2 separate regions of the Homo sapiens genome follow, and region 1 is linked to region 2. The links are chromatin loops, found by intact Hi-C in ENCODE. Cell type or tissue: psoas muscle. All regions are shown on one strand. Links, peaks and the distances in the headings refer to the core of each region. The heading gives the core; the rest is flanking DNA.

Region 1 (10,431 bases), core at 3,255-8,254, 280 kb after region 2:
CAGCATAGGTTTGAAAAAGGAAAAACTTTTTTTCTTTTTGAGACGGAGTCTTGCTCTGTCACCCAGGCTGGAGTGTAGTGGCGTGATCTCTGCTCACTGCATCCACTGCCTCCCGGGTTCAAGTGATTCTCCTGCCTCAGCCTGAGTAGCTGGGATTACAGGCATGCGCCACCACGCCTGGCTAATTTTTGCATTTTGCGTAGAGGCGGGGTTTCACCATGTTGGCCAGGCTGGTCTTGATCTCCTGACCTCGTGATCCACCCGCCTCAGCCTCCCAAAATGCTGGGATTACAGGCATGAGCCACCGCACCCGGCCAAAGGAAAGTTTTGTTAGAAAGAAAGAACGCGGCTGGAGAGCGCAGTGGGTGCCTCAGCTAGAGAGGACTGAGCACACTGCGGTGGATTTTTCCTTAGGGGTATTTATGGACCTTCAAGCAGGAGCTGAAGGGTGATTTGCACGATAAAGTATTACATTTGTAGACATTTTGGTGTCTCAGTGTCAGCAAGGGTTGCACCATAAGTTTTGGCATGCATGCATTCCAGAGATGTATAGAAATTCTAGTTACTCACACGTTTTGAGGAGAGGCCTGGAACCAGGTGCCTTTAGGTAATAGGGAAGTCTAATTACTTCTAAATTCCTCAGATAAGGAACTTTTGTCCCTGGGGTCTGCATGATGCTCACCAGGTGATTTTTGCCCTCCTCATTCTTCATTCACACCTAGATTAAATGATGTTGGGAGAGAGCCTTGTGATTGTTACCTCTTCACAATGGAATGTTAAGCAATCCTGGAGAGTGTAAGCAATAGTAGCCAACTAAATCTTATATCTTTGTGTCAGCCTTTCCATGGAAAATGTAATTCACCTGTGTTTTCCCTGTATAAACGATCTTTACCTTTCCCGACTCCAGGAGCACTGGTGAACATTATTCAGTGTTCGTGTGTCCCGGACAGCTGCCCTCACACTTTACACCTGAGTAAGCTCTTTTAACTGGATCCCAAGCCTTTTGATGATCTTAGGTTGACCATTAACAGCCCCAGTTAGAGTCCTTGAGGGTGTCAACTGAGAAAAGTGACGAGACAAGTCTCAATCATTTCAGGAGGTTTATTTGCCAAAGTTAAGGATGTGTGCGTGGGAGACAGGACTATGCCTTTCTCCAAAGATGATTTTGAGGGCTCCAAATTCAAAAGGGAAATCGATGAGAGTCCTTTTCCAGCCATACACATATGAAGGGCTTGCCCTCTTCCATTGGGCACGGTGGCCTGAACACCAGGATATTTTTGGGATATATATAGCTAGGTAGGGAACACACACTCCAAAACTCAATTCCCTAAAACAAGGACCATTTCACTGTGCTCAGGATCCTGTGGGAGGGGCACAGCAGGGGCTGCCTGAGCCTGTTCCACAACTCTCCCGCCCCAGCGGAGCGTGGCTTCCCTGGCTGGAGGTGACTGAGATGGCCCCACAGGGTCCCATGACCTCTCCAGGCCATCCCTGTCTCCTGGGCTGGAAGATGTGAGCTAGCCCTTCCCCATGTCGGCTGGGGCTGCACTGACGGAAAGGGCTGGGGGCTGACCAGCGTTGCTCTGCCCACTTCTCTCTTCAGCGTGGGCTGGACTGTGCATTCCCAGACACCAAGGTGGGTACTTCAAGCCTTCTGATCACTGAGTCTCTGAAGTGACATGTGTCGCCACCATGGTGCTACTGGTGACACAAGGACAGGCAGCTCAGTGTTGGGGGAGCGTCCCACGCATGACACTGAAGGTGTGGTCTCTTGGGGAGCCATCTGGAGACCAGTTACTAGTCATCTGGAGATTGGTTACTAGTCATCGGGAAACTGGTTATTAGCCATCTGGAGACTGGTTACTAGTCATCTGGAAATTGGTTACTAGCCATTTGGAGACCAGGGTACTAGTCATTTGGAGACTGGTTACTCGTCATCTGGCAGTGGGTTACTAGTTTGGAGACTGATTAATTACTAGTCATCTGAAGATTAGTTAATAGTCATCTGGAGACTGGCTACTAGCCGTCTGGAGACTGGTTACAAGTCATTCGGAGACTGGTTACTAGCCATCTGGAGACTGGTTAGTTATCAGTCATCTGGAGACTGGTTAGTAGTCATCTGGAGATTGGCTACTAGTCATGATCTGGTTACTGATCATCTGAAGATTGGTTACTAGCCATCTGGCAATTGGTTACAATCAGTTACTAGTCATCTGGAGACTGGTTACTAGTCATCTGAAGATTGGTTACTAGGCTTGTGGAGACTGGTTAGTGCACAGAAGCACTATCCAGAGGTTGAACCTCAGAAACACCAATTCACCATCAGACACAGAGGCCAGTCCAAGTGCGCTTCTCGTCCGATGCATGCACCTGGTTCCCGTTCCAGCCGTCACACCCCATTAGCCAAGGAGAGGAATGAGAGTAATAATAATTAAATAGTAATGATGGGAAACAGTGCACAGTTAGGACAGGTGCTTGCACTGTGCTTGCCCATGCCCGATCCTGAGCTAAGTCCTGTGCATATACACACCCACTTTATCCTCAGAATGCCAACAGAAGACAGGTGCTGTCACTTCCTCCCTTCCACAGCAGAGGAGGGCAGAGCACAGAGGTTTCAGTAGCATGACCAGGGTCTACCCCAGGCACAGGCTCCAACATCGCGCCCTTAGCCACTGTGAGTTATGGCAGGTGGTGCTGGGTCTCCTTTTACTTGGGCCTGTGGACAGAGCAGGGGGCTCAGGTGACACTTCCCACCCACCGGCCTTCTCTCTCTGCCGGCGACATGCAGGGCCCCGAGCCGGGACTCTCCTGGGGCGCCCAGGACAGCTTTCCTCTTACGTAGGCGTCCCCTGTTCTTGCTGGGCATTCCCCGCCTGCCCCTGCCTGCCCCCCACTCGGCCCATCTGTTCCCAGGCCCTGATCCCAGCCTCCAAGCCAGTCTTGCCAGCACACACGGACAGGAAATGATGGCACTTTTAAAGATGCAACGCTTTTGTTTTGGAGTCACCTATTGAGCCAAGACACGGGGACCTGGGCAACACGTGGTTTTGTGGATTGGTGCTGGGAAGGGGTGGCCTGGGAAAGCTAAGGATGGAGGAGAGGAAAAGGGAAGCTGCAGGCTGCTGTGAGGGGTACCCCTGGTCAAATGGCACTTTGGGGATGAGGAGACTTGGGATCCACTTGTAACCCCAGCCGCACACTGCGGGGGATCTCTGGGGACACTTCTGTCACTTGTATTTTATTGCACTAAGAGCCTAGAAGTTTGATCTAAGAATGGCAGAGTCAGCAGCCGGCACTGTGGAGCCCTGATTTGTGGTAAAAATACTGAAATATGGAAATCCTCCCACACGAGTTTGTAGTAGCGCTGCATGAGCCCCTCTCTTGGGTGTCCCCGCCCACTAATATCACCTCATCATCCGGCACCAGGGGAGCCAAATACCTGACATGGGGGAGCTTGGAGGGGGCTGTTCCAGCCCAATGTGGGCAGCCCCAGCGGGTTGTGCCCCGAAGCTGTTAGTGCTCTGAACATCACCTCTACTCTGAGGTAGGGTACTGTCGGGTGTGCTGGGCTGCAGGTGTCCTGGGCTGAGGGCATATGGTGTCAGGTGTGCTAGGCTGAGGTTGTGTGGGAGTCAGGTGTCCTGAGCTGCAGGTGTCCTGGGCTGAGGTTGCAGGAGTGTCAGGTGTGCTGGGCTAGGTTGTGGACATCAGGTGTCCTGGGCTAGGTTGTGTGGGTGTCAGGTGTGCTGGGCTGCAGGTGTCCTGGGCTGAGGTTGTGCAGTGTCAGGCATCCTGGCACCGCCTCTCCACCCAGGGCTGGGCCTGCTTCTGGAACCCCCTTGGGTTCTCTGGGGCTTTGGTGCTCACCACCCTGGTCTAGAAATGGAATGCCGGCACGGGTTTCAGAACAAGGGCTCTGAAGCCACATGACCCTAGGTTTGAATGGTAAATGTACTTTTAATGTGATCTTGAGAATTTTTCTTCAACCTCTGTAGCTCTGTTTTCTTACCTCTAATAGGCCTATGGCAAGGATTAGATGAAATTAGCACAAAGCGGGATCTTCCAAATCCTCCTCCTGGTCTTAAGGTACCTAGGGACTGGTTAAAAGTAGGTTCTTGGACACCCCTAAGACCTGCTAAGTCAGACCCCCGGGTGTGGGGGGCAGTGCAGCCAGCCAGGCCCGGGAAGCCCGGGCCGCGTGTCTCCCCAGCGTTCTCCAGCTCTCAGCAGCACCCGCACTGCAGCTGGGCTCCCTGCGCCTGGAGCCCCGGGTGCTACCCCCGACCACCACCGTGTGGTGCTGGCGCTGGGTGACTCACACTCTGCCAGCTGTGCCCCAAGCAAAGCCTCCGCGATGGTTGCGGGCTGAATCAATTGTGTCCTCCAGATTCATAAGCTGCCGGTCGAACTCCCAGGACCTCAGAATGTGGCTTTATGTGGAGCTGGGGTCTCTACGGCGGCCAGTAAGGTATAATGAGGTCATGTGGGTGGGCCCTGATCCAGCAGGACTGGTGTCCTTCCAAGAAGAGAAGATGAGGATACAGCCGTGCACGCGGGGACAGTCAGGTGAGGGCACGGGGAGAAGACGGCAGCTCAGCTGAGGAGAGAGGCCCCAGGCAGAAGCAGCCCTGCCCACACCCAGATCTCGGGCTGTGGCCGCCAGGACTGGGAAACGCAGACGCCCGCTGCTGAGCCCACTGGCCCGCGGTGCTGTGTTGCTGCTGCCGAGCTGACGAGGATGTGAGATCCTCCCTGGCTTTGCCTGCGGCCGCCCGCGAAGCCCATTTACCCGCCTCGTCTTGCTGGTCCCCAGGCCCCCCGGGGGGACGGGTTCCCCTTTGGCTTCTTGCAGTGGCTGCAGCCCTGGAAGCTGCTGGGAGGAGACGGCTGGGGCTGGGCAGGGCTCGGAGCTGACTTCGTGTCACCTGAGCGAGCTGCACAAAAGTCACAAATGCCACCCTTTCTACGTGTGCTGATGGGTCACTCCGCAATTCCTAGGCATTGATTTTGTGTCTGGGAAGGTCACCGTGGCCCACACGGACAAAAGCTGCTGCTCTCCTGGGTCCCGCTGGAACCAAAGGCCCCAGAGAACCCGTGGGGCTTCCAGAGGCAGGCCCGGCCCCGGCTGGAGGGGCGATGAGCAGGGCACCCGATGCCTGCGCCGTGGTGGGAATGCGGGGAGCACGGCCCCCGGAGGGTCCGCCATCCCCCGCGGCGCACCGGAGCCTGACCCCGGCTCTCCCTACACCTGCAGCCTGCACGCGACTCTCTCCGAGCTGATTTCTGCGGCTCCCGCTGCCCTCGGCTGGCTCACTAGTTCCTTCGAAGCCTGTGCGCTTCGGACCCCGCTCCATCTCTCCTCTAAAGAGGAAGCCAAGAGTGGGTCCGCAGTCCCTCTCGGCGCCACGTTAGCCCGGGAAGTGTTTTCACCTCCCGGGGCTCCTCATGGTACCTTTGCAACTCGCAGTCCCAGAGCGTGCAATCTTCCTCCAGGTACCAGGGCCCGGCCCAGCCGGGAGGCCTCAGAGACCTGCCAGAGCTGGGCCTTTGCTGCCATCTGCTGGCGGCTCTCAGATGACAGGTTGAAGGCCTGAGGAGTGGCCTCCCAGGGCCAGTCCAGTTCAAGTTCAGCAGGGGGCAAGGCCTGAACTCTGCACTCCTGAGCAGCTCCGGGGGAGGCCCAGGTGCTGGCCACGCGGCAGTTCCGCTGCGCTCTGTTCTCAGACGCGGAGGCCGATCTAAGAGTTTCCGCTGCTTGGGAACCTGTGGCCACATCGCCTGGTCTGGGTTTCACAGGTTTGGGGTCTTGGGGACCCTCTGGCCAACCATCTCATTTCCCATTGGCTGAAGCCCAAGAGGTTCCAGCGACCTGTCCAGGGTCACAGAGCTGGTTCTTGAATAATTGGGAAGAGATACACCCCTTCCACTGCCCAGAAATGTTTTCCAAAGACTGTTCAAGAAACGTGAGTTGGCGGACAGAGAGCAATGCCGGGTGGGGAGAGGCCGCTGCAGGGCTGAGAGAAGGGGCCACATGAGCGGGGAGGAGAGTCTCAGGGATGAACGGGGCTCAGAGCCCACCCAAGGACGCCAGCTGCCCCTGTCTCCGTCCTGCTGCACAGAGGTCGTTTTCGCAGCTGTAGAAATTGGTCACATTTCTGTTTGTGCCAAAAACCAATTTGTACCAGTCGACAAATTGAAAAGCATGTGCTTTCAATTGTCCTTGGCACTTGAAAAAACTAACTTTCCCGTGATTCAGACCCACTTCCCTGCTGATTTTATATTTCCGATGTCGAGTTCACGTCAGCTGTTCCTAAATAGGAGGGAAGCTGTACAAAAACGTCTCTGCTGTCAAAGACAACACGGTCGTATTGGAGACACAATTTTGGAAGGATTTTTCTTGGCAAACCCACTTTCCTCCAGCTTGGGGATTTAACATTTTTTTTCTTCTACCATCTGCTCCCTTGAGGCTTGGAAAGGCCTCAGCTCAAAAGCTCAGACCCGAGGGTGCTGATGAACCGCACCTGGCCTACGGAGGGGGATGCCAGCACTTCTCAGTGTCAGCTTCACTCTTTATGGTCATTGCTCCACGTTCTTTTTTTTTTTTTTTTTTTTTGAGATGGAGTTTTGCTCTGTCGCCCAGGCTAGAGTGCAATGGCACGATCTCGGCTCACTGCAACCTCCGCCTCCCAGGTTCAAGCAATTCTCCCACTTCTGCCTCCCGAGTAACTGGGATTACAGGCACCTGCAACCACGCCCAGCTAATTTTTTATATTTTTAGTAGAGATGGGGTGTCATCATGTTGGCCAGGCTGGTCTCAAACTCTTGACCTCAGTTGATCCATCTGCCTCAGCCTCCCAAAGTGCTGGGATTACAGGTGTGAGCACCGTGCCCAGCCTGCTCCACATTCTTGTAGTGTGCAAGGTGGAGTCGTTAGCCAGAGATCTATACTCAGGAAACGGGTGAGTGACTGGTTGCTGGTGAATCTAGCAACTTGATGTCACATGGCAGGTCATTTATCTGTGGTCATCGTGCTCTGGTGGACAGCTGGTTAGGGACAATACAGGGTAGAACAGAGAGGCAGCCCACCGTCCACTCCTTTCTGTGTGAGACTCACAGAAAGACACTGTTTCTGGGGTAACAAGATTTCAGTCTAGTTGGGGAAATGGAAACCACTCCAAGAGCAATTAGCAAGAAAAACAAATGTCATTACATGCTGAACATGAAGTGCTGAGCTGATGACACTGGAAGACATGGCCCGATGACAAGAACAAAACTTGACCCTGTGTTGCAGACAAAAGGTGCGGGGACCTGAAGCCTGTCTCTCTGGCCCTGCCCAGGCTGTCGGGAACAATCAGATTAACATCAGCTGCTGCTCAGATTCCATTATCTGATATCAAGCCGCTGTCCTGCTGGTCATTGAGCTGCAGTTAGCAATTTTCTAAAATTTAAAGTAAAGACCTTTGGTTGCCTATGTGACCCCTGGGCTGGGGTTTGAGGGAGAACTGGAGCCTCAAGGATGTGCTCAGGCCCACAGGGCCCTGCAGAAGGATCTCAGTTCTACAGCTCCTGAGGGCAGCTTTCTGGGCCAGGCCAAGGGAATCCATGGGGCCAATGAGGCTGTCCAGACAGGCGGTCTCCTGTGTGTTAGGGGAGGCAGGTGACTAGCATCTGGGATTGTATTAGTTACCTACTGCTGTGTAACATACAACCCCAATACTTAGAAGCTTAACACCACACTGATTATCTCCCAGTGTCTGAGGGCCAGGAATCTGGCTGAGGCTTGATTGCGTGGCTCTGGCCCAGGCTCTCTTGGGAGTTTGCAGTCAGGCTCTCAGCAGGGACTGCAGCCATCTCAGGGCTCTGCAAGACAGGCTGCTCAGGGGCCTCTGCTTGAGTGGCAGCTGGGTTTCCCCAGAGTTAGTGATGAGACAGAGAGAGACATTCAGGCAGACATAGACACACAGAGAGAGGAGAGACAGAGACTGGGAGAAAGAAAAGGAAAGGAGAGATGGAGAGAAAGAGAGGAGAGCGGGGAAAGACCAAGCACCAGCCTTAGAAGCCACAGTCTCTTATTACCTCCTCTTAGCTCAGCATTGACATGCGGTCACTGCTGGTCACACCAACCAGCCCTTGTGCATTGTGGAAGGGGCCTCCACAAGGGTGAGCACCAGGAGGGGGATCTCAGGGCACCAGCTTGGAGGCTGGACACCACAGGGATCTTGGGCCAAACTACAGGATAGGGCTGAAGTTCAGGACTGACTGTTACAAGGCCACCAGGTCATAGCCCCCCGTGCAGTCGCAAGCCAATGCACCAAGACAGCAGGGTTTGCAGCAGAGAAAGAGTTTAGTGGCGGCAGGGCTCCAGGTGAGGAGATGGGAGGAGACCCTCAAATCCATCTCCCTGGGGAGTTCTGGGCTGGGGTTGTTAAGGAGGGTGAGGTACTGGAAAACTGGGATGGTTGATTGGTCAGGGTGAGGAGGGTGAAGTCATCAGGAGGTGGAAACTGCATTCTCTGGTGGGGACTCAGCTTTTTATGGAGTCCTTCAGACCAGCTGGCATCAGTAGTTGCACTGGTACACAGGAATTGAAAGGATATCTCAGAGAAATGTAAACAAAACTTAACATTTCATAATGTTCAACTTGTCTATAGAGCAGTTCAAGGCATCTGTAATCTGTGCCAGGCTTTATGTGATTCTGGGGTGAGAGGCAGCAAACGGCAATGAGGAAGGGGTTGCAGAGCAGGCTGACCCAGTGATTCATGCTGAGTGTGCTGCAGCTTGGTCTATTTTCCTTTCTCTTCCTCCCCTCAGCCCTGATGAATTTTATAAAGTTCACAGGGACAGTTCCTGACTGGGTGGCTAATCCAGGGTCTAGCAGTCCGAGCTCTGCAGTGGGGCCTGGGCCAAAAGGAATGTGGGTGTGGGGATGCTGATGCCAGCATGAGCTCCTCCTGGGCTGCAGGGATGGTGCACAGGCTGGAGATGGAGTCTGGCCTGTGTTGAGAAGGGGCAGAGACATTCTCTGACCACACTGCTAGACCTGGGTCCTGCTGTCTGCCTGTTGTGGGTGCCAAGCACTCGTCCATCTGGGCAAGTCCACAGGGACAGGGGTGGTTCTGTGCTGGCCCCTTGAGACAACAGGCAACAGTGGTGGGTGTGCACAGAGCCAGGAGACGTTGTGGCCCTGTGGCCTCTGAGGGGCACCCGCCCAGCAGGATGGATGGACAGATAGAGCCTCTCCCTGTGCCTCCGCCCCACTCTGGCCACACAGGGCTCTCTGGCATTCTGGGGTTGTGCTGGGGAGGCACTCCCTTTGGGCCATGAACTTGGGGTTCCTCTGCCTGGAGCCCCCTTCGCAGGCATCTGCACCACGCATTCCCCCACTCCCCAGGGCTTTGTGTAGACTCCAGTTTCTAAGCAGGGCTCCCATGCCACCTCCATGAGAACGATGCCTCCACCCCAGCCCAGCCCCTCCTCATGCTCTGCTCTCCCTCTGTGCGAGGCGCCCTCTCGGGCAATAGATTTCTCATATGTATTGTCGTTCTGTCCCCACTGGAATCCAGCTGTGCAGGGGCCCGGCTTCTGTGTGCTGGGTGCTGCCATACTGTGCTCAGTGCCCAGGGCTGGGCCGGGCACAGATGCTGGGGTGTGAACTGGTAGCGGCCTGGGAGGAGTCATGCAGGGTGGGCATGAAGAGGAGAGTTTGCCAACCAGGAATGAGACCTTCCCCAGCCTCCAGGGTGTGCCCCTCCCTCTCTCCTCCGTCCTCCCTGCTGTGGAAGGCTGTCTGGGAGGGCAGGTGACCCTGTCGCCTGTTTGCTTCACATCCGTCCTACTTCGTGTGGCAGATCTCCCTGCAGGAGTGGAAAGGGTGGCAGTGCTGTCTCTCAGGGCCGGGGAAAAGCATAGGAACCCGAACCGGTAGAGTGGGAAATGGCGTTCGCCACTCTCTCGCCCAAGCCTTCGTGTTGCTAAGGGGAAGAACAGGGTGGGAGGCCGAGGTGGTTGCTGAAGTCACAAAGAGAGTGAGTGGGGGAAGGCGGACCCCCAACCCAGTCCCCTCCTCTGCCAGAGATCAGGGGTGTGAAGAGGGTCCAGATGGGGAAAGCGTGCGGAAGAGTGGGATCAGGTGTGCCTTGTGGGCACTGTCGGTGGGAATGTGGGCCAGGGCAGCCACCATGGGGAATGCTGTGGAGTTTCCTCAAACATCTAAAAATAGAACTACCTGCCACCCAGCCATCCCAGTTCTGGGTATTGACCCAAAAAATTGAAGTCAGTATTTTGAAGAGGTGTCTGCACCCCAAGTTCATTGCAGCACTATTCACAATAGCCAAGTAGTGGAAGCAACCTCCATGTCCATCAACAAATGAATGAATAGAGTCCAGGCCATCACCACACCATGGAGTACTATTCAGCCATGAAAAAGAGGAA
Region 2 (10,431 bases), core at 3,386-8,385:
AAACCTGATTTTCTGGACAGAAGAAAACTGGAAAAAGAGCTCCAGCTGTTTTAAAAATGGGGGGATAATCCCTGTTAATTTTTTTGTCTTTTCTTTTACCAATTTATTCCTAAGGTAGTCCTAGTCACGCAGAGCTGCATGGCAGTGCGGGAAGCTAAATCTTGGAGATAACACTATCTTTCTGTCCAGAAGAACCAGGAAAGGAGAGCCCTGAATGCCAAAAATTGTGGGAGATATCCTGGAAATTGTCAGTGAACTTGAAGATTAATCAATAGGAATTACACAGCCTGAAGATTGAGAGAAAAAAAAATGAAACAAAAACAGAGCCTCAAGCACCTGTGAGACAATATCAAAAAGTCTAATACTCTTATTATTGGAGTCTCAGAAGAAGAGGAGGAGGACACTGGTGCAGAAAAATATTGAAGAAATAATGGTTGTAAACTTCCCAGACTTGATGAAAAACGTATATATATATAGGTTCAAGAAGGTTAACAAACTCTAAACAAGATAAACTTAAAAAAAATGCATTGTAAATGAAAATCAAAGGTAAAGGAAAGACAATTAAAAGCAACCAGATAAAAACAGTATACTATGTATCAGAGAAGAGTACTTTGGATAACTGCAAATTTCTCATCAGAAAATAGGAAGCAGGAAGATGGTGGAACAACATCTATAAATTACTGAAAGAAAATAATTGTCAACCCAGAATTCTATATCCAGCAAAAATATCTTAGAAATGACAGTGAAATAAGGACATACTCAGATTAAGAGAAAGTAAGAGAATTTGTCACTAACAGACCTATAAAAGAAATGCTTAGCCAAGTTCTTCAGGAAAAAGGAAGATGATCTGGAGGAACACTTGGAACTTCAGGAATGGCATTAGAGCAACAGAAATGATAAATATCTGGTAAATATAATGAATTCTTTTTCTCTTTTTAAATTATTTAAAATGTATATGACTGTTGAAAGCAAATATTGTAACATTTTCTGGGTATAATTATTACTGAGATGTGGTACATATGACAATTATAACATAAGGAGAGGAGGATAAATGAACCAATAGAGTCATAAGCCTTCTATAATATACTTGAAATGGTAAGATATGAACTCTAAGTGGACTATAAAATGTTAAATATATGTATTGTAATCCCTAGAGAAACTACTAATAAACTGATACAAAAAGATATAGCCAGAAAGGACAATGGATTATTTAAAATGGAATAAAAAATATATTCAAATAACCCAAGGAAGGCAGGACCATGGGAAGAGGGTAACACAAAGCAAAAGAAATGAACAAAATCTCCTATAAGCCATGTGTTTTTGCCTATTTTCTTTGTCTTCTCTGTAATTTCTGCTTTTTGAAAGCCTCTTTTACAATACTTAGTCTGTTGATATTCATTACTGCTAATTTTTTTTATAAATTATGAGGCAAAATGATTCAAAGTACCTTGACTTTATTTCATTTAATGTTTTTTGTTTGGCTGAAAAACTACCTTGTTTCATACAAGGACTGAGACCCCTGCTTTTTCTGTTTTCAATTGCAAAGTGGGGACTGATCCTGGCATCTGTTTCACATCAGCCGGTGGATTAACATGTTCATAACAGGTAAAACCCCTATGCCAGGCTTCCTCAACCTCTGCCTCATTGACACTTTGGGCCTGGTGATTCTCTGTGGCAGGGGCTGCCCTGTGCCTTGTAGGATGTTTAGTAACATCCCCGGTCTCCGTTCATTCACTGATGCCAGCAGCACCCTCCACACCCCTCCCCAGCTGGGACAATCCAAACTGTCCCCAGACATGGCCAAGCTTGTCCAGGGGGATGAAGCCTCTCTGGATGAGAAGCACTGACCTGGACAGTGCGGCACAGGTTTGTGCTGTGTGCTTGTTCGCCATGGCCTGCATATCCCAGCTCTGTCCCGATGGCATGGAGCACGGCGGTGTACCCTCCACCCGGAGTTGTCAGGATGATTAGGACGCCCCATGCTCCCAAGGCTTTCCGCGAGGCTGTCATGACTACACAAACATCCTGCAAAGTTGCAGCTTTCAGCCCCTGCAGCACCCCGATCCATTGCCCCTCAGACCCTGCTCAGGGGCAATCCACCCCTAGTGAGGGCGGAGGAGGTGGGGGAGGCGCTGGATATGAAGCCACTGTGTAACACACAAAGCACTATTCAGAAATCAGTGTTACTATCTCTCCCTGGATGGCACAGAGTGGATTAAGGAGCAAAGACAAATTGCTGGGCTCTTGCGACTCTGACCTCTGGGTCATATTTGCTTCTCTGCGAACAATGCAGATTGTCCTCCTGCAAGCTGTTTACAGCTGAGAATAAGCAGACGGCGAAGCAGTTAGTCTCCTTCAACCTTGGCTGTTGCATCCTTAACCAATGGTAACACCTTCCTCACATAGTGCTGAGAAAGAAATCAGGCACTTATTAAATTGTAAAGCACTGAACAAAGTATAGGCTGGTATACTGATAATGATGCATAACTCTGTAGCTCTGGGGTTAATTCTCAAAAAGCACCTTCAAACTTTCTGATTAATAATAGCGCTATCCCACTAAGAACTTAGCCTCCTTACCAGATGCACACTGGAGAAAGTGTGTTCAAAGGATTCACTGTTGCTTGTTGGCTATACCATGCATTATATATCATGCTCCAACTGGTTTTAATACGACCTTATTTGCCTCTCCAAATTCTTTATAAGTAAAGGATGATGCAGTTAAAAGAAGGAGTAACAATGAACTGTGCATCAGACGTTGGGTGAACAAGCAGGCCCAGGCCCCACTAGAGGGTGATTCAACTCAAGAGAGTGGGAGGAGGATAGAAGGAAACAGGGAATGTGGCTTCCACACTGTCCCCTCCACAGCACAGTGTCTGCCCCCATGCCATGCTGGTTTTGCAATATCACCTTCATGAGTCTGTCTCTTTGTGTGATTTTGAAGCTGTTCTGCAGACACTATCATTGCAGCATCTTCTTTCATTTCCTTCTCCGGAAATTAATAACATTTGCTTCTTAAAAATAAACCTGAAAGAAAGCAATTTTATGTATGTGTTAAGTTACACTCTAGATTTAGAGCTTGTTCCACACATTCCTGTTCTGAAAGGGTCCTGGGCACTGAAAACTCTAGGCTGTAGGGTTGAGGATGTGGAGAAGGGACCCGCTGAGCTCTGAGGATGGTCTGCGGTTGGAAGCCGGGGGTCAGTGCTCAGAGGAGCAGCCCCACATACCCCATCTGGGTGGGTGCTTTGTAGTCTTCTCATGGGGAGAATGGGCTCCTTCCCCTCCGCTAGTGCCGGGCTGGCCCTGAAGCTTGCTCAGGGGTGGGAGGGATGAGGCTGGGTAACTTCCTCTTCAAATGCCTGGGGCTCTTGCTTCCCCATCCTGGGAACTGTCCTCTTGGAGGCTAGCACCTTTGTGAAGTCTGACCATTGGGACTGCCATGCTGGGAGGCAGCCCAAGTGCAGCGCAGAGAGTCGGGGTGTGTGTCCAGTTGCCCTGTGGTTCCAACCGTCTCAGCTTAGGCATGTGAGGGAAGGTATTCGCGTCCTGGGGTGGCTGTAACAAATCACCACAAACCAGGTGGCTGAGAATAACAGAAATGTCTCCTCTTGCTGCTCTGCAGTCCCGAGGTCTGGAATCAAGGTGCCAGCAGGTCCCACTCCCTCCAGAGGCCCTGGAGAGAATCTATCTTTGTCTCCTGGTGGCTGCTGAGATTCCTTGGTTTGTGGCTGCATCCCCCAGTCTCTGCCTCTGTCTTCAAGACCCTTGTCTGTCCTCTGTGGTGCTTCTGATTTCCCTCTGCCCATCTTATGGGGACACATGTGACTGTACCTAGGACTCCATTGGATAGCCCAGGATCAGCAACTCCTCTCGAGGTCCTTAACTTCATTGCGTTTTGCTGTACAACATAACAGACCCCAGTCCCACTGGCACCTCCTCCTCTGATTTCTGAGCTCCCACTGTCTGCACCAGTGGCTTGAAATGTTCTACGTATTTCCTGAAATGTATTTTGTATTATTTAATCTTCAGGTGTTGCTTTTGTGGACACCGCTAGATTGCTTGCTCCCTGAGGTCAGGGGCTGTGTCTCACGGGGCTAGTTCCTCAAAGACACGGGACACAGACTGACTCCAGCATCTGTCAAAGATTCCTCCACTTCTGACACCATTGAAGCAGAGACTCCCTTCCTTTCTCCTCTCACACAGCCTCTTTTCACCTGAAAGAGGTTTCTACTTCTCAGGTTTGGCAACAAGCTTAGGTTCCTCTCTTTGACGCTGTCTATGGAATCACAAATGCCACCTGCCTCCCCTCTCAGCCTTCATCTTTCTGGATGAAAGAGTCTTTCCAGTTTTCCTCCCTCCCCACGTGCATGCCCCGGCTTAGGGTAACCATTCCCTGTGATGCTGTGGACATCATTTCCCCAGGGGTTAACCTCAACCTCATCTCAAATTTCTCTCCTGATTCAGTTAACTACTTGAGTAAACCTTATAAACTTAACAGTTAAATATAAGACTCTCATACAAATCTGGAATGAACACATCAGAGATTTGCTTAGCCCAGACTGGGAAAGGGCAAAATTGTACAACTGGTTCAAAGAGTGGCTGACAGAGTTTTGTTTCATCAGCCAACACAGCCCCTGTAAAGGAAGTCTGCTAAGTTAGAGGCCAAAGTGATCAATATCCTACCGCAAACTAAAACCACGGCCTTGGGGGCCAGTAGTTTCAGTGATTTCATTCTCCACCAGACTGAAATCATTTGCATCTCTACTGACAAAATATCTACAAATTAACATGTAACTTCACAAAGTCTAGGCCCTAATCAATGGTAAATAGCAAGTCAAATGAAGGTCCAGTCCTCCCCAAAAATAATGAAGCCAGCCTGGGGTGGACTTGAATGATGGGTGGGTCTTGGCTGTATGGTGACTGCCAAGCACTGGGTGATTTTCTTTTTTTTCTTTTTCACTTTTTTTTTTTTCTGAGATGGAGTCTCGCTCTGTCACCCAGGCTGGAGTGCGGTGGCGTGATCTCTGCTCACTGCAACCTCTGTCTCCTGGGTTCAAGTGATTTTCCTGCCTCAGCCTCCTGAATAGCTGGGATTACAGGCATGCACCATCACGCAGGGCTAAGTTTGGTGTTTTTAGTACAGACGGGGTATCACCATGTTGTCCAGGCTGGTCTGGAACTTCAGACCTCAGGTGATCCACCTGCCTTAGCCTCCCAAAGTGCTGGGATTACAGACATGAGCCCCCGTGATCGGTCCGCGATTTTCTTATACATAGGATAGATGGGGTGAACTCAGTGGGTGCTGGATGGATTGACGGAGGACCCACCCTATGTATAGACGGCCGGGATGGATCCTCTGTGAAATGTAGTTTTAAAGACTGGCAGGTTTCCGACCCCTGACCCTGTGCCCTGGGCCTGGGCACCCACCCGTCCTCTGCACCTGCGCCTCTCAGCAGCCCTAACTGCAGAGCTCTGCTCCCGGACCCGGCCCCCGTGGCAAGTGGGAGGAAGGGAAGGCCCAGGGCCAGAAGCCGAGGCCACAGGTCAGCCCCCACCCCCACACACCTGTAATGTAAAATGCCCATTTAGCCAAATTTAAAAAGTAACCAGAAACAGGTGGAATGCATGTTAATAATGTCCTGTTTAATCCAGTCCCGCTGGAACATTAGCATTTCCACATGTAATCAATTTAAAAAGTCTCAATGACTGGCTCGCTTTTTTTTTTTTCCTACGGTCTTCAAAATCTGGCGTGCGTTTCAGTCGCCGCACGTCTCCTTCGGAGGCTGAATGATTAGCCATTGCAGCAACATGTCGCCCTAGTGGAACCATGAAGGTCCATTTAAAGGAAAAATAACGTACATAGCTTCCATCTTTCAATCTAAATTCATCAGAATAAAACGTTAGGGGTTCAGCCTCTCTGGCCGCGTCCCAGGTGCGCACCAGTCCCGCGGCCGGAGCGGGAGAACCAGCGCGCGCCGCCGGGTGTGAGTGCCGCTCAGTGGCCGCGCTTGGTAGTGCAGGGTCCCGCCCCGGGGTTTGAGATTTGAGCACATTCTCCAGATGTTTCTATGAAGATTTGGGGGTGGGAGTCGGGTGGGAGTGAAAGAATGCACAGAGAAGGAGAGTTGGAAGAAGAAGGGGTGTTGTGTATGTTCAGTTCCAGTTCACCAAATCGCTGCGGGGGGGGGGGGGGGTGATTGTCACAGACGAGGTGGCTTTAACAATCATTTATTTCTTCACAGTTCTGGACCCTGGAAGTCTGAGATCAAGTCCAAGTCCAAATCCAAGATCAACAGGGTTAGTTTCTCCTGAGGCCTCTCTTCCTGGTTTTCCAATGGCCACCTTTATATCACAGAGAGAGAAAGAGAGACAGAGAGAGAAACAGAGAGACAGACAGAGAGAGCTTCTCATCTTCTTCTAGGGCCACAGTCTTATTGGGTTAGGGTCCCACCCTTCTGACCTCATTTAACCTTAATCACCTCCTTAGAGTCCCCATCTCCAGGTATAGTGACACTGGGGGGTTAGAGCTTCAACTATAAATTTGGGGGGACATAACCCTGCCCATAACAGCAGTAGTTACCGCATTCTACAGTAAGCAACTGAGGCACAGAAAGGCTAAGACTTGCCCAAGATCACACAGAGCCAGGGCCTGTCCCACGGGGGCTGGCTCTAGAGCCCGGGTTTCTCCCTTGAGTGTCCTCAGCCTCTTCTTGATCTTCAGTACCCCCACGCCCCTACCCCTACCCCAAACCCACGTGCTCAGAAGCCTCAGCCTCATATCTCTGTTCACCAAATCAGACCCCTCCTTTCCCTTCAAGCTTGGATTTCTACTCCCTTAGGCCAGGGAGCAAAGTGTAAAACTTAATAATGGGCTTTGACTAGTCCTGGTTTTTACAAACCCGGTTCACTCTCACAGGCTTGAGTGTGTCATAGCCAGGTGACTGGAAGTTAGCTGGCAGTGTCTATTCTGAGCACGTTAGCCATGAGCTCGCTGACGTTTCTGCAGAACGCCCCTCGCTGGGCTATGTGCGGCGTGCGGGCCACGTCTGAGGGGGATGTGCTGTCGTAGACCCAGCACAGGGTCTGCCCAGCTCAGAAAGGCCTGCTGCAATTTGATTTTTAAATGTAAGCGCATTTTCATTGCACACGTTCACTCACTGGTTCATATGTGTGAACTACATTTGTTGTCACTCTAAAGTTGAGGAAGAGGATGTGTAAAATCTGAAGGTGAAGCTGGCAGTGGGCCTTTGTCCAGATAGAAGTGGATCCACTTTTGTTCAGCTCACCAGGCAGAGGCGCCTCCGCTCTCATGCCTGAAATACGAGATGATACAGAAATAGTAAGCTGCTTACAAACTGGTGATACTTACTGGCCTTGCAATGAAACAAATTCCTTGATGATGCAATATCAACCCTGGATTATCCAATATCAACCCTGGATTATCCCTAGAACAGTTAGGGCAGGACTTGTTGGAAATGCAAAATTTCAAGCCCCAGCCCAGAATTACTGAGTCAGAACCTTGGGGCAGCCCAGCCGTCAGTGTCCACGGCTCTGACGCATGTTCGAGGTTGAGAACCACTTTCCTAGAGATCAAGTCCCATTCCCAGCAGCCTAATGCAATTCGGGGTCTTTACCTTAATGCAGCCTCTCCACATTGCAGCTGGGCAATTAGAATGACACTGAATGCACCTTCACAACTTGTGTGGCAACACGACTCCTGCTGCAGGCTGCAGTGCAGTGCTGTCAGGACAGCGAAAAGCCTGTGAGGAGATCTTGGGGAGCCCTTCACTGCCTCGGGGAGCAGCCCCAGTCAGGCCAGGCCTGGAGCCTGCATAAAATGTATTTATGTCAAGGCTGGTGGGTCGCTGTGTCTCTGAGACACAACTCACATTAGCCAAGCACGCAAGATGGGCACAGAAGACCAAATGCCATTGGCTGTCTTAGGCTAACATGGGAATTGACTGTATGGGGACCACAAAACTCAAAGTCCCTTCCACAAAGCAATACTCCCTACAGGCAGATCCAAGTCAGCATCAGAAAGTTGTCTAGGGCAGCTGGGATTGGAACTTGGAAATAACAAGAATTGAATATCTAATGTCTTCAGGGTTGGGGAGAGGTTAGAGAGGAAAAAGGGTGTGTGGAGGTGGGGTACAGGTATTGATTTCATTTATGTATGACCATTTTATCCTTTTCAGAGACATGAGTCATAAACCCAAAGTCACATTTCTCTTTGTCTTAGAAAAGTGTCTAAGTAACTGACTGTTCATTAAGAAGGCAAATACAAACTTCATCTGACCACATCCTGTCGTTTGAGGCTGGCAGCAGCATTGCCCTAAATATCCACTATGGGCTGGGCATGGTGGCTCATGCCTGTAATCCCAGCACTTTGGGAAGCTGAGGCGGGTGGATCACGAGGTCAGGAGTTCGAGACCAGCCTGGCCAACATGGTGAAACCCCATTTCTACTAAAAATATAAAAATTAGCTGGGCGTAGTGGTGCTCGCCTATAATCCCAGCTGCTCGGGAGGCTTAGGCAGGAGAATCGCTTGAACCTGGGAGGCGGAGGTTGCAGTCAGCTGAGATCAGGCCACTGCACTCCAGCCTGGGCAACAAAGTGAGACTCCGTCTCAAAAAAAAAAAAAAAATCCACTATGGATTGACATAGACCCAACGCAGACATCCCTACATCAGAGCTCTCCTCTGGAGAGACTTCAGGAGGGAGCCTGCAGATCAGACGCCACATAGAGAAGGGCCCTCTCTCTCTCTCTCATGGTGGGGGCTGTGGGGTGAGTGCCTGGGTTTCCCCAACAGGGACACCCAGTGTGGGAGCACACATGAGAGAAAGGTCCCATCAGACCTTCTGGAGGCCAAGCCACGTCCTCTGCACCTGGCCTGACGCATGGGCTGAGCAGCTGTGTGGGGGTGGTCTGGACACATTGGTGCCCTTCCTTTGGGCCCATACATTTCCTCAGCCCCAGATTACACAGCACCCCCAAAGCAGAGGGCACAGCAGGGAAGTGGGGTTGGCCCTGTGGTCACCCTCAGGCTCCCCAAGATGCCAGGAAATGGATGCCCCCTTCTTTCAGTGGCACTGGGGCCCCTCCTAGCCTCAGTTCCCCAGGCATGGTCAACCCCACGGAACTCAGGTTCCCATGGGCCACTTAGCGCAGCACTCAGACCTCCTGGGCGAGTACGGCTAATGCTCTTTTGCAACCTCCCACTTTGTGCTCTGAACTGAACAGGTGCCTCTTCGGTGCTGAGGACAGTTCCTCCCATCCAAAGTCGTGGGGATCTCCAGCCAGATCATCCCTCCTCAGACAAGGAGAGCTGCTGGCATTGGCGTGGAGAGGCAGCAGCTCTTTCTGTGGCCTCTAGTTTCGTGAAGGGGCCGGGCTTGCCTCCCATGCCACTGCAGATGCCGCTTCATGAGAGAAGACGATGCTGGAGGAAAACACAGCTCAGTTTCCACGTCAGCTGCTGTGGGTTGACAGCCTGCTGCCTGCAGCCCGGCCAGGTGCTTAGGGGACAAGGAGGAAGGACCTGGCCCAGCTTGGCCTTGGTCTGAATGTAGATTCTTAGTGAGACCATGCATGGGATCAGGGTGTCGGAAACTTCTGCGAGGTCAGGTGACAACTTATTTGCAAATTATTTGGACAAACCCACCATCTATTCTATCTCATTGCACATGCATCAGGAGAGTGGGTGGCAAGAGACAGTCACAGAAGGTTTCCTGATGCAGGACGAACTTGAACTGGCCTTCAGAGATGAGTAGAATTTGACTAGGCTGAGAGTGGGTAAATGTTTTGGAGTAATCAGACAGTCAAGGACACTAGCTGCCATTCATGAAGCAGTACACAGAGCACTCCTCTTGGTGAATGAGGTCGGTGGTGGGGGTCTGTGTGGCTGGCTCGAGTCTCTGCTCTTCACCTCTGAGGCCCTTCCCCTAGGGAGAACCTTGTCATTCTGTGGCTTAGTGGCCCAGCTGGGGTTGAGAAAAGACATTTTCAAATGAGGAAAACCAAGACAATTGGCCATTAGTAAAAATATTAAAGGAAGTCTTTCAAACTGAAAAAAAAAAAGATCCCAGATGGAAATTTAGATCTTTAGAAAGAGGTGATAATCTTCAGAAATGTTAAATCAATGGCTACACTGAAAAGAAGTTTCTCCTGCTTGTGAGCCCCACCTCACAATCATCTTAACAAGAATTATGTAAGTAAAAAATTCATTATAGAAAAATTTTAAAAGCAGAAAGAAAATAAAATATTTTATAATTCTTCTAATGGAGAAATAAAAACTGTGTAATGAAGAATTAACCTTGGCTAAAGAGAGGCCTGGCCTTTGCCCTCAGCCACTGGGAGGTGACCCCCAGGTCACTGAAATGTCTTCCTGGAGAGAAGTGTCTTGTTTGCCTGGGGGCTTTGGCTACTGGACA

The links. Peaks named below come from ENCODE experiments on the same cell type or tissue, not always from the same donor. Only the 100,000 strongest peaks of a DNase experiment are listed, where the experiment ranks them.
Region 1: it touches region 2 in a loop (4-fold over the local background); 52 of 110 quality-filtered maps call a loop at or near these places.

What each region holds. Positions count from the first base shown.
Region 1 is chr7:154,909,022-154,919,452 of GRCh38, reverse strand. No RefSeq gene overlaps it. Among named protein-coding and RNA genes, the nearest start is that of PAXIP1-AS2, 14 kb to the left of the region's middle. RefSeq lists an enhancer at 5,366-5,455. In psoas muscle, for the core only: a CTCF peak has its summit at 5,562 (motif pointing left); a DNase peak (open chromatin) is centred at 5,552; H3K4me3 peaks cover 681 bases; H3K27me3 peaks cover 1,306 bases.
Region 2 is chr7:155,186,338-155,196,768 of GRCh38, reverse strand. It overlaps LOC124901782 (a long non-coding RNA gene), which reads left to right. Exons shown (of 2, transcript XR_007060602.1): 2 at 1-1,184. Among named protein-coding and RNA genes, the nearest start is that of INSIG1, 110 kb to the left of the region's middle. In psoas muscle, for the core only: a CTCF peak has its summit at 5,995; a DNase peak (open chromatin) is centred at 5,978; H3K4me3 peaks cover 338 bases; H3K27ac peaks cover 420 bases.